2 separate regions of the Homo sapiens genome follow, and region 2 is linked to region 1. A link is a contact called in ENCODE Hi-C or POLR2A ChIA-PET data. All regions are on one chromosome and are shown on one strand. The core of a region is the stretch at or near the end of the contact, and the rest is flanking DNA. Distances in the headings are between cores, read along the strand shown. Region 1 holds the start of LINC03140 (long intergenic non-protein coding RNA 3140). Region 2 overlaps LINC02615 (long intergenic non-protein coding RNA 2615).

What was found. Hi-C counts contacts between places; a loop is a spot of excess contacts on that map. ChIA-PET counts read pairs that join two places held with the same protein, here RNA polymerase II (POLR2A). Pooled maps may share reads with other maps.
Region 2: a map of endothelial cell of umbilical vein shows a loop between it and region 1 (6-fold over the local background). The contact joins the enhancer-like site here to the promoter of LINC03140 in region 1. A Hi-C loop is called at or near these places in 69 of 168 maps with a recorded cell type or tissue (A673, Caco-2, Calu3 and 42 more), 37 of 37 single-sample maps with no recorded cell type and 43 of 50 pooled maps. POLR2A ChIA-PET finds 5 or more read pairs at or near these places in 13 of 52 experiments (A549, AG04449, AG04450 and 10 more).

What each region holds. Positions count from the first base shown.
Region 1 is chr4:128,566,616-128,573,229 of GRCh38, forward strand. LINC03140 (long intergenic non-protein coding RNA 3140) reads right to left here and starts at 3,928. Exons shown (of 2, transcript XR_007058268.1): 1 at 3,610-3,928; 2 at 1,318-2,672. RefSeq lists an enhancer at 1-349.
Region 2 is chr4:128,451,701-128,458,314 of GRCh38, forward strand. All of the region lies in intron 1 of LINC02615 (long intergenic non-protein coding RNA 2615), which reads left to right. Among named protein-coding and RNA genes, the nearest start is that of LINC02615, 27 kb to the left of the region's middle. Within about 2 kb of position 2,736, at least 5 of the 41 ENCODE cell types and tissues checked have a DNase peak (open chromatin) inside an H3K27ac peak, as active enhancers do; they include adrenal gland, dorsolateral prefrontal cortex, endothelial cell of umbilical vein and 1 more, where a contact is called at or near this core.

The DNA of each region.
Region 1 (6,614 bases), core at 2,678-5,177:
TTCCCAGCAGTAGATGTCCACCCACTGCTCAGGGACCAGTACAGCCACCAGAAGCCCCTCTCCCATAAGTGTGAGGACCTGACTGAGCATTTACTCAAAAGAAATTGATTTCATTTGAAAGTGTAAACCTGAGATGGGCAGATCATGTTAATTGGCAAGTTTAATTCTATTTCCCACAGTTTAGTATAGTGACAAAGAGCATAAAGTCTTGAGTCAGATGACCTGCTCTTGAATTGGCACTGTTTGCTAGCTATGTGGTCTTGGGCAAATAACTTAAATCTCTGTCACTCGCTGCTCATCTTCTAAATGGGGATCCTGATAGTACTTCCTCCTAGGAAGTGTAAGGATTAAATGGTTAATATATCTCAAGCACTGAAAAGAGTGCCAGGACACACAGCAATCACTGTATAAAGGTTCGCTATAACAATTGCCCTACAGGATGTGGATTCACAAGGAAGCTGGAATCTGTTATAGAAACATTAAAAAAAAAAAAAGCTCCACATGTTTGCTCCATCTCATCCGTGGTGTGTAAATTTTGGACCCCATCATAGACAGATCCTTGGCTCCAATAGCATCACACCTAAGGCAGCGGCCCCAGGGGGTAGTATGTCAAAAGTCCTGCTTCATTCAGGAGGCTAAACTCAGAAACCTCAGCTTCTGAAGTCTGTCAATATGCACCCACACACCCCTCTTTAGAGTGATTTCTTTTAGCATTCAGGATGGTTTTCAACCCAGAGACAACAGGCTGCCCCCCTGCCTTGGTCTGACTGCCCGTTTTAGTTGCTATTCTTTTATCTCTCACAACTGGGTGAAGTTGCTCCCTGAATTTTTATAGCACTTCAGGAAGAGGCAGGCTATTGTTACAAGAAGAACGTTTAAGTATATTGTTCACTTTTTTTGAACAGAGATTGTCGATGTTATTTTTAAATTCTAAACCTTTGGGGGCAGTAAGAGTTTTAGGGGAACAAACTCTTTAATGCATAATGAGACTGGATCTGCGCTATTATAAAATGGGAGAGCCCTGGTGTCAATTGCCTGTGGTAGAGTGTGGCATTAACCAAACTAAGGTCAGGCTTCTATTTTAGCATGGGCTGAGGCTAACTGTACCCCCTGCTCCCTGGAGTCAGGCTCTCAGATGGCTGCCTATGGATTTGTTCAGGCATTTACTCATTGAGGAGGTAGTGGGGACAGGAGGAGAACTCACTATGCAACTACCATTTGCTGAGTGCTTGTCACATGCCAACATTGTACCGGGCACTCTGTATTAAATACTGCATTGGTTTCCTAGGACTGCTAGAACAAATCACCACAAACATAGTGGCTTAAAACAATATAAATTTATTATCTGATAGTTCTAGAATCTAGAAGTCTGAAAATAAGTTGTCAGCAGGGCCATGCTCCCTCCCAAGGCTCTAGAAGAAAAAGAAATCCCTTCTTTCCTCTTCCAGCTTCTGGTGGGTCCAGGTGTTCCTTGGCTTGTGGCTGCATTGCTCCAGTCTCTGCCTCTGTGACCACATTCCCGTCTCTTCTTCTTTGTGTCTTCTTCTGTCTTAGACACTCATTATTGGCTTTAGGCCCTATCTAGAAAATCCAGGATGATCTCATCTCAGGATGCTTAACTTAATTATATCTGCAAAACCCCCTTTTCCCAAATAATGTCACATTCACAGATTCTGAGTTTGGAACATAGATATATCTTTTGGAGGGTTCACCATTCAACCTACTGCCGATACCTCTGAAATTCTCACAAAGTCTGAAATCATCCATCATTATCTCAAAATTGAACTTCAAAAAGTTTTCTTCAGTTATTCAGGATTACACGTTTCGTAAGTGACAGAGCTGATTTAAATGCGGGATTGTCTGGTTTCAAAGATGTTGTTCTTTCTACTGTATGATACTAAAAACGACAACAATAATCAATGATCTTAGCTGGCATGTCCTGGATGCCTATGGATCAGGCACTATGCTGGTATTAAAAGTATTATTTCTAAAGTTTCTAATAATCCTACAGTAACGTCTTCTTATTCACAATTTATAGATGAGGAAACAGAGAGGCTCAGATGAGTTAAAAAGGCTCAAGGTCATACATATAATAAGCAGGAATTTGAAATCAAAGGGAAACCAAGTCAGATGACTTTAGAAAAATCTTCAAAGCACTGAGGAAACTGACAGATAGTAGGTTAGCAGCATTACTTTGGGCAGATGAAGAATTGGAAATGTCTCTTCGAAGGGCATTAAAAATTCCTGAAACATTTGGGATCAATTTAACCCTACCTGGTGCAGTGTGTTATGGGGCGATTTCCACACTGTAAGGGAAGCAGAGATTTGGGGCATTTGCATTTTTTTCTTTTTCCAGCCCTCAAGCCATTCTCTGTTGTCAGATCCAGTCCATGCCTTGACTTTGCCCATTTATAGAGGACTGTTTTGATGCTACAGAAAGCACGATCACTCTACTTTGAAAAGCATTTAAGCATTTTCAGAGCTCAGTCTCATTTCATTTTGCTCTTAGAACAGTCCCTGAGGTTGGTAGGGTGAGTATCATTATCCTCATTTACAGTCCAGGAGCCTGAGTTTCGAAGTGAGTTGTTACTATTTGCTTCACACAGAGGCAGAAGCAACTTGAAGCCTGACTATTTGAATGCAATTCTAATTCTTTTTCCAGAGCACCAAGCCTGTTTTAGATTAAGAAAAAAATTCCAAGAAAAAAAGGAAAAAATTGGCTACCATTAGCTTTAGGTAGGTAACACACACACATATTCTCTCTCTCTGTCTCTCTCTCTCTCCTGCTCTTTCTTTCTGTCTCTCTCTCTCTCTCTCTCACACACACACACACACACACACACACACACACACACAAAGTGATAAAAAGGTCTCCTTTCTCTTTTCAGTCTTGAGAATAAATGACTGCATTTCCCCACTGGTACTCAGAAGTGATTTGCAATTGAGAATTCTTTTTTAAGGGCAGAGGGCTCTTTTGTATGACCTTATTTTCCTTGTAGTTCCAAACAAGTGGGCTAAGCATGCTCTATTATGTCCAGACTGGTGTTTATAGTCTCATCTTCAGATGATAGATGTTACTTTATAATGCTAAACCTGATATTACACAATTCTCAACCCCTCTTCCAAAGACTGGGCTGCGTATGCCAAAACTTTATGATGACAAATCATAGAATTGGAAGGAAAGAAATGTGATACTCAAACTCTACTAACTCAGATAATATACAGAAATATCTGTAAGCCAGTGGTACTCAGTCTTCATTGTTGAGAGGGAGGCGATTTTCTAAATAATGTTACAGAGAAAAGAATTTAACCCAAGAGCATGATAGCCCACCAAAAGAATTCTTCTCTGACTGAAGTATGAAGGGTCCTTCTTTTCTCTTGAATCATTATCTCAACACAAATCTTCTGTGCCTCCTTAGACACTGTGGCCACTGTCCACTTCTAGGACCTTCAACTACTCAACCACCATACCTGCCCAACACAGTTCAACTGGCTGGGACTAATCAGGGACTTACCTTAGAAGTCCCCTTAACTCTCCACCCCTCAACCACACACACACACACACACACACACACACACACACACACTGCCAAGCCACCTAGTACTCACCTAGAGGTTCTGGCTCTTCCCCTCATTTCCAGGCTTGGATGAAACAGGAACACTATACATACATCAGGTTTGGGGTTTGGGGTCCCATGTAGTTGGAGCAGTCATATGATATAAACTTGGAAATGTGAAGGAGTTAATTCCTAGTGGGACAAGTTTTGACCAATGAAAAACAGGCAATGGGAGGTAGGTGGGAAGATAAACTTCTCCTTTATTCTTCCCAGAGAATGCTAGAGGCATGGTCCCTCCCTGCATCCACTGCAAGATGTCCCACATGCCAAGGGAACAGACCTGCTGAGCCTCCCATGCCTCATCAGCCAATGGCTCATCCCGAAGCAGAAGCCAGTTGTGCAAGGCATGACTGTGCATTGTTTCCTATACTCACTTCCCTTTTTTCCTTTTTCTGCAGCTTCCCTGGCCTGGGCTTGTGCTTCCCAAATAAAATGTCAGTACTTTAATCCTTGCTTCAGGCTTTTTTTTTTTTTTCCGCTAGAAAACTAAATGAGAGCACGCCTGATGGGTTGGTGTCCTCACTTCCAGTCACCGCCCCCTTTCCAATGGAATCCGACACTGAAGCATAAGTTGAATGTGGCATTTCCCTTCAGCGGGCTCCCACTGTCTGTAAAATAGAGTCCATACTCTATCATCTGGTGTTAATAGCCCTCTAGATTTGGTCTCAAAGTAATTTTCTGATTTTAGTTCAGTGATTTTTTAAATTCATATACCATGTTCTCTAACTAAACTGAACTACTTGAACCTTTTTTTATTACCCCATGTTTTCTGACCTCCATGCCCTTAATTATGCTCTTTCCTCAATCTGAAATGTCTGCACTTACATCTCCTCTCTACATTTTAAATTCTGTCCATCAAGAGCAAGCTCAAATGTCATCTTCTCAGATTAATTACCAATTCCTTCCTCTCTGCTGCCAGCCCACAAAATTTAATAATCTATTTTTTTGGAACCCCCAAATCATCTTGTCTGTGCTTCTCTTGTGGTACTTCTTACTTTTTACCCTATGTTATAGTATTTTGCTGTATTTCTTCTCCCCAGTTAGACCATAAGCTCCTTGCAGGTACATCTGACTGATTCATCTTTGTTTCCCAGAGGCCTGGCATGGTAACTTGCACATAATTGGTGTTTAAGAAAATTTTATGAAACAAATAAACAGTGGTCAGGCACGGTACCTCATGTCTGTAATCTCAGCACTTTGGGAGGCTAAGGCAGGCAGATCATTTGAGTCCATGAGTTCGAGACCAGCCTGGGCAACATGGAGAAACTCTGTCTTTACACAAAATACAACAATTAGCCAGGCATGGTGGCGCATGCCTGTAGTCCCTGGTGCTTGGGAAGTTGAGGCAGGAGGATCATTTGAGCCCAGGCTGCAGAGGTTGCAGTGAGCCCAGATCGCACCATTGTACACCAGCCTGAGCGACAGAGTGAGACCCTATCTCAAAAGGAAAAAAGAAATAAACAGTGTGCTTTTATATAAAAGCCCAGGATTGTGGTTAAAAACTAATTAAATTAAATTAAATTAAGTATTTCTTATCTTAAACCCTAGATCCTTAGTTTTTCAGGGATATACAGGAAAAAAAAATGACCACAAGGATGCTTCTATTTGTAAGTTGAAAGGTCAGGAGATATTAATAGTTTGAATGCTGTGGCTTTCTGCCTGGGGCCATCAAACAGAACATGCTGTGCATTTTGCTGACCTTGGACAGTTGGCTAAGATGCAGTACTGAATGATCTAACTTCTTAAGAAGTGACTAATCTACAAGACTTCTGAATCATTGTTCCTTCCTGAAAATGGAGGAAAAGTTTGATAAAGAAAAATTCCAGTCTGAGAGGATTGTTACAGTTTTTTTACAACATTGTAAAGCCTAACAAACAACATAGCAAAAAAAAAAGTATATTCTATTTAAATTTATATTATTTATAGTCATTCTATATTAATCACTTCTAAGATAAATGAAATCTTCATGGAAACAGCAGGCAAAAACATTGGCTGATTATTTCTCTCGTATGAAATGCTAAACTATGAAATTCAAATATATTTGGAAAATTCAATCATATATTTATTTCTTAATAACAACTAATGAACTTATAGAGAAACTCATGTAAAAATTCAATAGCATTTGAAAGGTAAATAAACAGCACTAATGAGCTTTATTATAATACTTTCCCACTTATGATGTATGTTTGTGACTAACATCTGTTGGATAGTATTTGAGATTAGGAAAACTTATTTTATTAAAAAACAGGAAAATTTTACTTAATAAGTTAACATGGATGGGAAATCTATTTGTAAGAAGTTCCATTTGTGAAAAGGTATAAATATGTGGTCACACATAGTTATATTTTGTTGATAGAAATAGATTTTATTAGATCAATAGAATCAGGCAACAATGACGTGGTCAGCAAGACATTCTGAGAAGTAGCCATGATGAAGAGAAAGAAGTCATCAAGTTTTTCATCCTTACAACCACAAAAGAGAGAAGAATGGGGTTCAGTTGGGACAACAACAGAGGTCATATAGAAATGGCTGGGTTGGGGATCAAAGGACACGGTCAGCCTATGAACTCAGGAATTCCTTGGGTAGATCTCTATCTGTGGTTTGTCCTGAGGGCACCATCATGGCCAATATAAGTAAACCAGGTGTTTGTGGATCCATGTTGTCTCACCCGTCCTGTGTGTAAGTATCACTCACTGGCATGGAATACAGGAGGGCTATTCTTTACAGGGCTTTCGTGGGTTGGTTTCCAATGGGAATCACTGTGATAGTCACTACCCAGTGGTTCTCCTTGCTCCTTATTTCTGCTAAAAGGGGATGTGTTCTCTCAGAGAAGTCAGCAACTGACTAAACCAAGTGACCACAGTCTGGGGTAGGCTCACAAAGGCCCAGTTCTGATGAATGCCCCCATAAATAAAAGGGTTACACTTTTTGCTGGCATAATTCCAAGAACTTGTGCTTTATGGCTTCCTCTTAAACTAGTCAAAAGAAGCTGTTCCA
Region 2 (6,614 bases), core at 1,486-3,985, 120 kb before region 1:
TATCTTTAGTGACTCATCGTGTTCATTCATGTATGCATTTATTCCACGACTATGATGTGAAAGTACAAAATATTAGGTATGCTACTGTGCTAGGTGCCAGTAAGTTTTATTCTTGGTAAACTATAGGTGTATACAGCATCCTAGTAGTTCTTCAATGAGTATTTACTGAGAGGAAGAACTGTTCATTATATATGTATATATATATATGTATATAGTAGTGCCTAATTTATTGTGTTATACCAATAGTAGATGGTAGTAGTAATTAGTATTTATATTATTAAATATAAAAATTATATTTTATGTATTATAAGAATATAATAATTCTCATGAGTTGTTAATCTATTTTTATAATTTTAAAATATATAACTGGGAGTACTCTTCTGGTTTTTGAGGGTCTAGGATTCAATAACTTCTGTTTCAGAGATGAATAAATATAGATGAATAGTGGTTATGATATAGACGATGCCCCAGAAACTGAAATGGAGAATTTCATTCCAGTCCTATTTGTAGCCCAAACTCTATGTACAAACTACATGGGAAAAGCTGACATGTAACTTGAGTCAGCTCCACGTTAAACACACATTGAGTACCTGCCATAGGCATTAGCAAGGCTCATCATTGTATTGCTGGTGAGATCATGTACAAAAATAATTTTGCAAATTGAAAAATACACATAAATATAAAAGAATTTTTTAAATTGTTTGTGCTGCTTCCTTAACTCAGGGAAGCCTACAAGGTGCCAAGTTCTGTGGTAAGTGCTTCTTAAAATGTTACTTAATCCTTCTCACAACTGCTCTGAAAAGCAAGGTCAGAGCTCCTGGTTGCTGGTGGTTCAAAAAGGGTTCATTTCTGTCTGCTGAGAGGGCTCTGCGATCTGTGAGTTCGTGGTGGCCAAACATAGGGAGACTTCCAAGTGAAACCCTCGTTGATGACATAGTGAAACTGTGAGTTTATTGAAGTGGGAATACACCCCCTCCTAACTTACCCCACACAGAAACAGATCTGTGCAAACATGCTTGTCCTTTTTAGGATGATACAATAACTTTTGAGATAATGGAAGATACTCTGGAATCTTGGAAGTCAGTGAGAGGAACTACTGGCATAGTAGTTCTTGACTAACAGAAAGGCAGGAGTTCTCACAGACTAGGGTTAGCTGAGAGACAGTGATTTGGCCATCTCCAACCTATGCAATTACTCAGGGGCCAAAGGAAAGACAAGCCCAGTTTAATAAAACCCAACAGCAGGGATGTAGAGAATCAATAAATGTTGGTTGATGTCCACAGGGCAGCTTGGAAGCAACTGGAAGACCTTTTACAGCTGGTTATTTTTGAACAACAATCTAAGATGTATAAAAGCAGAAATAAAAATAACTGAAGAAAGGAGCCCTGACTTGCTGCCTTGAAATCATGAGTGTGCTGTGGTTGATTTGTAGCTTTTTGCAGTATGGTCAAGATGACCCCTGATTCAATACCTCCTTTTCCTACCACCTGCCTCCCCTGGGTGGGGGAGGGGAAAACCGTGCTAAAATATTCTATAGAACCAGTACTCTAAGAAGCAGCCTCTATAGCAACCAAGCAGGTAGGAGGTAGCTGCTGTAGTTTCTATCTTTTACCTTTTTCCTCCAAATATCCAGATTTCTAAGGGGTGAGAAAACACAAACACCAAAAACATCATTGGAATTTTGGATTAAAGACAAGACAGCTATCTGTCTTGTCTCATTTTTGATACACCAGCTGATAATTGGGCTATATCTGAGTCTAAAAATAACACATAGTACATTAAAATAATATTCCTTGGCTACAATTCCAAAGTGGTATTCTGGGATTTCTGTGCATTAATCCTGTAACAATAACAGGATTTGGGCTTTTAACTCCCCTGGTGTAGCTTTGAAAATCTAGCCTAAAGCAGCTAATGTTGCCGTTTAAATCATCCTCTCACTATCCTTAGGGAAATGTGGAGATTAAAAAAATGACAGCCCAACTGCTCAAATGACCTATACCTGGGAGAATAAGAGAAACAACCTATTTCCTCTCAGGAACTGGGCCGATCAATATAAATATTTCAAAAGGACCATCATGCAATAAAGGCCTTGGAATTTGTATCCTACATCAGAGCACCCTAGATATTTCCAACATAGACCTATCAGGTTTTCCACAAGGGAGGGAGACATTGTAACAGTTGAATAACTGGAACTGAACTGGGTTGCACGTGTGTGAGCCTCTGTGTGTGTGTGTGTGTGTGTTTGTGTGTTTAGGAAAGGAAGGGAAAGGAGGCCATTATTATTGTGTATGTTTCTGGTAAACATTCTTTTTTTCCCCTACTGAAACTTGGGCGTATCCCAGAAATTAGGTGCTGTTAATCGTGTCAGCTAAAAAAAAAAAAAAAAAAAAAAAAAAAGCATGTTCTAAAATATGCACACAGTTCTAAATTGAAGCTCTAAATAGCTTTAAATTGAAGTGGCAGGAGTTTTTCAATGATACCATTAATTGCATTTCATTAATTGGGAAAAAGAGCTTTTGTGTAGCTGTGGTTATGATGGGCTGGATTTAATCAGTGTAGGTACCACTAACAGGCTGGCACTGCTTTCGGCCTGCAATGCCTTTGAAATTCTAAAATGGAAAAGGAGGCCAACACACTGAGCAATTATTTCAGAACAGATTGCCCGTTAACATTTCATAATATCACCGAAATACATCCTTTCTGGGACAGAGACTTGCTTTGGCTATGAACATCCAAGAGGTGGCAGCACCCCATGCTCCGTTGGCTTTCTGCATCCCTCCAGATGAGAGCTCACCGCAGAGGTCTCATCATTGCGTCACCTGAAAGCCAGTTAGGAGGGCGGAGGTGGGGGGGAGGTGATGGAGGGAAGAGGTAGCGTTTTGTATTTCAGTTCTTCTGGAAGAGTTCAGGAAACAGCTGCATGGATTGTTTTAAATGGACTTGAAAAGGTTTTTCTTTTCTTTTCCTCCCTGAAATCTACTGCCCTGTGCAGTATCTCTCTATGAAGACCACATGAGTGCACTTACGTGTTCTCTGATTCACTCCCTGAGGGAGGAAGGAAGAGTTTCAATTGCCTGGGATCCCCTGAGACCTCATTTTCAATTCTCTGCACTTGTCTTTTATAAACACAGGAAGGTGGGATGAAGACGGCATTATTGACAATTATTTTTTGAGCATGTATGTGGGCAGGGCACTGACCACATCATCAAGAATGTGACACAGTCGGCTGCTAGGATAATTCTCTTCTTCCCTAACTGTTCCTCCAGGTCCCCCATACACATAGAAATCTCATGCTAAAAATATTTTACACAACAAATAGCTGTTGAGATCGCATCAAACCCTGAACAATAAGGAGCAATATAACCTTACGTGCTAGGTGTCATGTGCCTGATATGAGAAGCATCTGGTGACATGGGTGAAGGAGTGTCAGGGCTGGTCTAGCCTGGCCACTGTCCAACTATCTGTGGAAACTGGCCCTCGTCATGCTAGGAAGTGTGAGGGCAAGAGCTGGAATACACTGAGGCAGCCTTGCTGTTGGGGGTTATTGGCAGCTGTTGGGGGTTAGAGACAGGACTCTCATGGGTAAGTAGTGTGCAAAATGCCACAGGAGGCTGGAGCTGGGCTCAGCAACAGTCTAGGGTCCAGCACAGCTCAGCTGTGGGCCTATCCCCATCCTATCCAGCACAGGGACTTGGCCTCTGTGTACACCACTACGGCTGCTTGGCCTCACCTTCAACTCTGTGTACCTTTTCCTTAACTCATTTCTTCAGCTTAGTCTTGACCTTGACACCCTCATACCCTCTGTCCCATAGCTTTCCTACATGGCACCTGCTCTCTGGGTACATCTTTTTAGCTTCTGGTCCCACTAACAATTCAGAGACTATTTTCCCTGTATTTCCTGGTTAATTTTGAGGGAAGTGTGGAGGGGGAAGGGAAGGAGGAAGGGAAGAGAGACTCATTGGCTGAGTTAATTGCATTCTTCCTGTCTGGACAGAGCTTTGGAGGCCAGGCCATCTCCCAGGGGATGAGTTAGGCTCTGCTTGGCCACCTTTGAGTCACTTTTAGACCTGTGCAGGGCTGTCCCCCAGCCTGGGCTATGGGCATGGTTGTTCCCTTCAGGAGGACCGTGGATGTGGTAGACACCAAATTTGACATATTGTCCCTTTCCCCATACAAAGGAAGGCTCAACGATGCTGGATATCCTGCTGTCAGGGTACTACCCTGGTGAGTTGCTCAGACTCTAGGAAGAGAGAAAGGAACCTCTTTTCTTCTTTACAAGAAAGCAGTCATGAAGCTTGGAGAATACACATAAGAGTGATAATTTACACTCAATCTTCAATGATTCCAGAAACTTGGGGAAAGAGGTACAGATCCTTCATTTGAACCATGATGCCATGTATTTTGCATAGCGCAGCTTGGTTTGGACTAGGCTGAGGGAGGGGAGTGGCTGAGTTAGATACCAGTCTCCTTGTTATAGTCAAGTCTTCCTTAATAAGGTCTCAAGCTTGCATTTTAATCCAAAGACAGATTCTCGAGTGCTACCTCTTGGTGCTACTTCTAGGCGCCATGACATATTCAGCAATGAGCTCCTCACCTGTTGCCCAGTGCATTGGCAGCATCCCTGGTTGATGCAGCCAAGCCATCTGGAGCAGGGCAAGGGGGGCACACGGGGTATGAAAGCCAGATAGCTGCCAGATGCTGCAGTTTCTTGGCTGTGGCCTTGGCCTTCCTCTAGTCCTTTCACTATTATGCTGAGGGCATGTGGCAAAACAAGGCAGGCCCCACGGGCAGCTTATTTGCTTTTGGCTACTTCCAGTTGAGCCACCAAGAACTTGAGGAGCTTTTTCTTCTTCAGCTATTTTTCTTGAGAGCCTGAACATCCCCTCCATCTCTTCCACTTGTAGCGCTTGTAGTCAGCCTCAGCCATAAGCCACTGACAAGAGTGTATTAACTGCAGATGTGAGGATGAAGCAAGGGCAAACTATGGTTAGTTTTCAGAGGTGACTGAGCCCCTTCAACATATAGATAGGGATTTCCATATATGGTGAATTTTGTCACTAAGTGCTTGGCTTTGTGGCATCCTATTTACCAGTATTTGAAGCTTTTATTTAACAGTTTTATTATGTGGTTCTCTCTGGTGTTGAGTTTGAGCTCACTAATTAGATCATTAAGTTCCTTGAAAGAAAGACAGGGCTTCTATACTCCTAAGCATTTCCTGCAATGTGTAACACAGCACTGTCATTGTACAAGGAATTGGCACTCAATGGGTGTTTGTTAAATTGATTTGACCCAATCTCAATTTCATGTTCAGCTCAGGAGATTTCTTATTAAGTTCTAAGGAGTTTAGATCCTTTCTGGTCATCTATACCTGAAGGTATAAATTCATTTTGACCAATTTTCCAACTTTAATTTTCTCTTGTGCACTTCAGGAAGAACAGCACCCCAGACATGACTTTTTCAGGGACTTGGAATTCCAGATTTCCCCTGGGATTCAAGGCATCTGGGAGTTTGACTTCCTATTTTTTACTTTTCATCTCTGTCCTCTTGAAGTTAAGCATGGTGATGTGACTTACTTTGGCTAATGAAATATCAGATGTAATGTGTGTTAGCCTCCTCTGCCAAATTAATCTCCTTTCCTAGAAGGATAGGTGAAGTTATGCAGTGGTAACAACAGCTTCCAAAACTTAGTCGAGATTCTGTTTGACAGAGTGACTCAGGGACCCAATTGACAGACAGTCTGTCATCTCAGTGTGTGCTGCCGGGATCACTGTGGCAGGGGAAGCTGGCATGGATAATCGTTCACCAACTCTTAGCTAACTCTTCCACCCTGAAGTGACACACATTACAACAGATAGTTCATTCAAGAGGATGGAGAAGTGCAGTCCTTTCCTGGCTCTGGAAAGAACCAAGAGCCAAAAATACTTGTGACCTCTGTAGAACTGACCACACCTCCTCAGAGAGCCCAGAAGTTGCTGTGTTTCAGTTCATTCTTTAATAAGGCATGGGACGACCCTTGGGAATAATATAAATACTTTATCCTTTGAGGTTCACAGGAGTTAAGAAACAAACCCGTATTAAAGATGATTTATGTATTAATAATTAAAGATTAGATTTTTAAATATTATGTAAATATCAGGTTATTTTCCACCAAATCAGTGATCAGCAGTACTCAGTTGTAGCACTCTCTAAATGCCATAGAAACAGATGGCTGATGGAAGTGATTGGACGTGTTTAGAGTTGCCAGCCCTTTTCATGCTTCTGATGCTTCTTACACCTCACAGTCACTCAAAGGCCCAGCAGCTCAGAGCCCTTCTCCATCATCAGAGTCACTTCAGACTCCTGGGCTCTGGGGATCTGATCTTTATTCCCTGCCCTGTGATTGACTCTGTCAGTCACAAAGCAAGACTCCAGGTTCTTCAAAAGCAAACAGGGAGTCATCCTGCCTCACTTAGTGGTCCTGTGTTCCACACTCACTCGATAACTTCCCTCCTTCCAAAGATACAATTCTAGGCCAGGCTCAGTGGTTCATGACTGTAATCCCAGCCAGGGCAGGGGAGGCACTTGAGGTCAGGAATTTGAGACCAGCCTGGCCCACGTGGTGATACCCGTCTCTA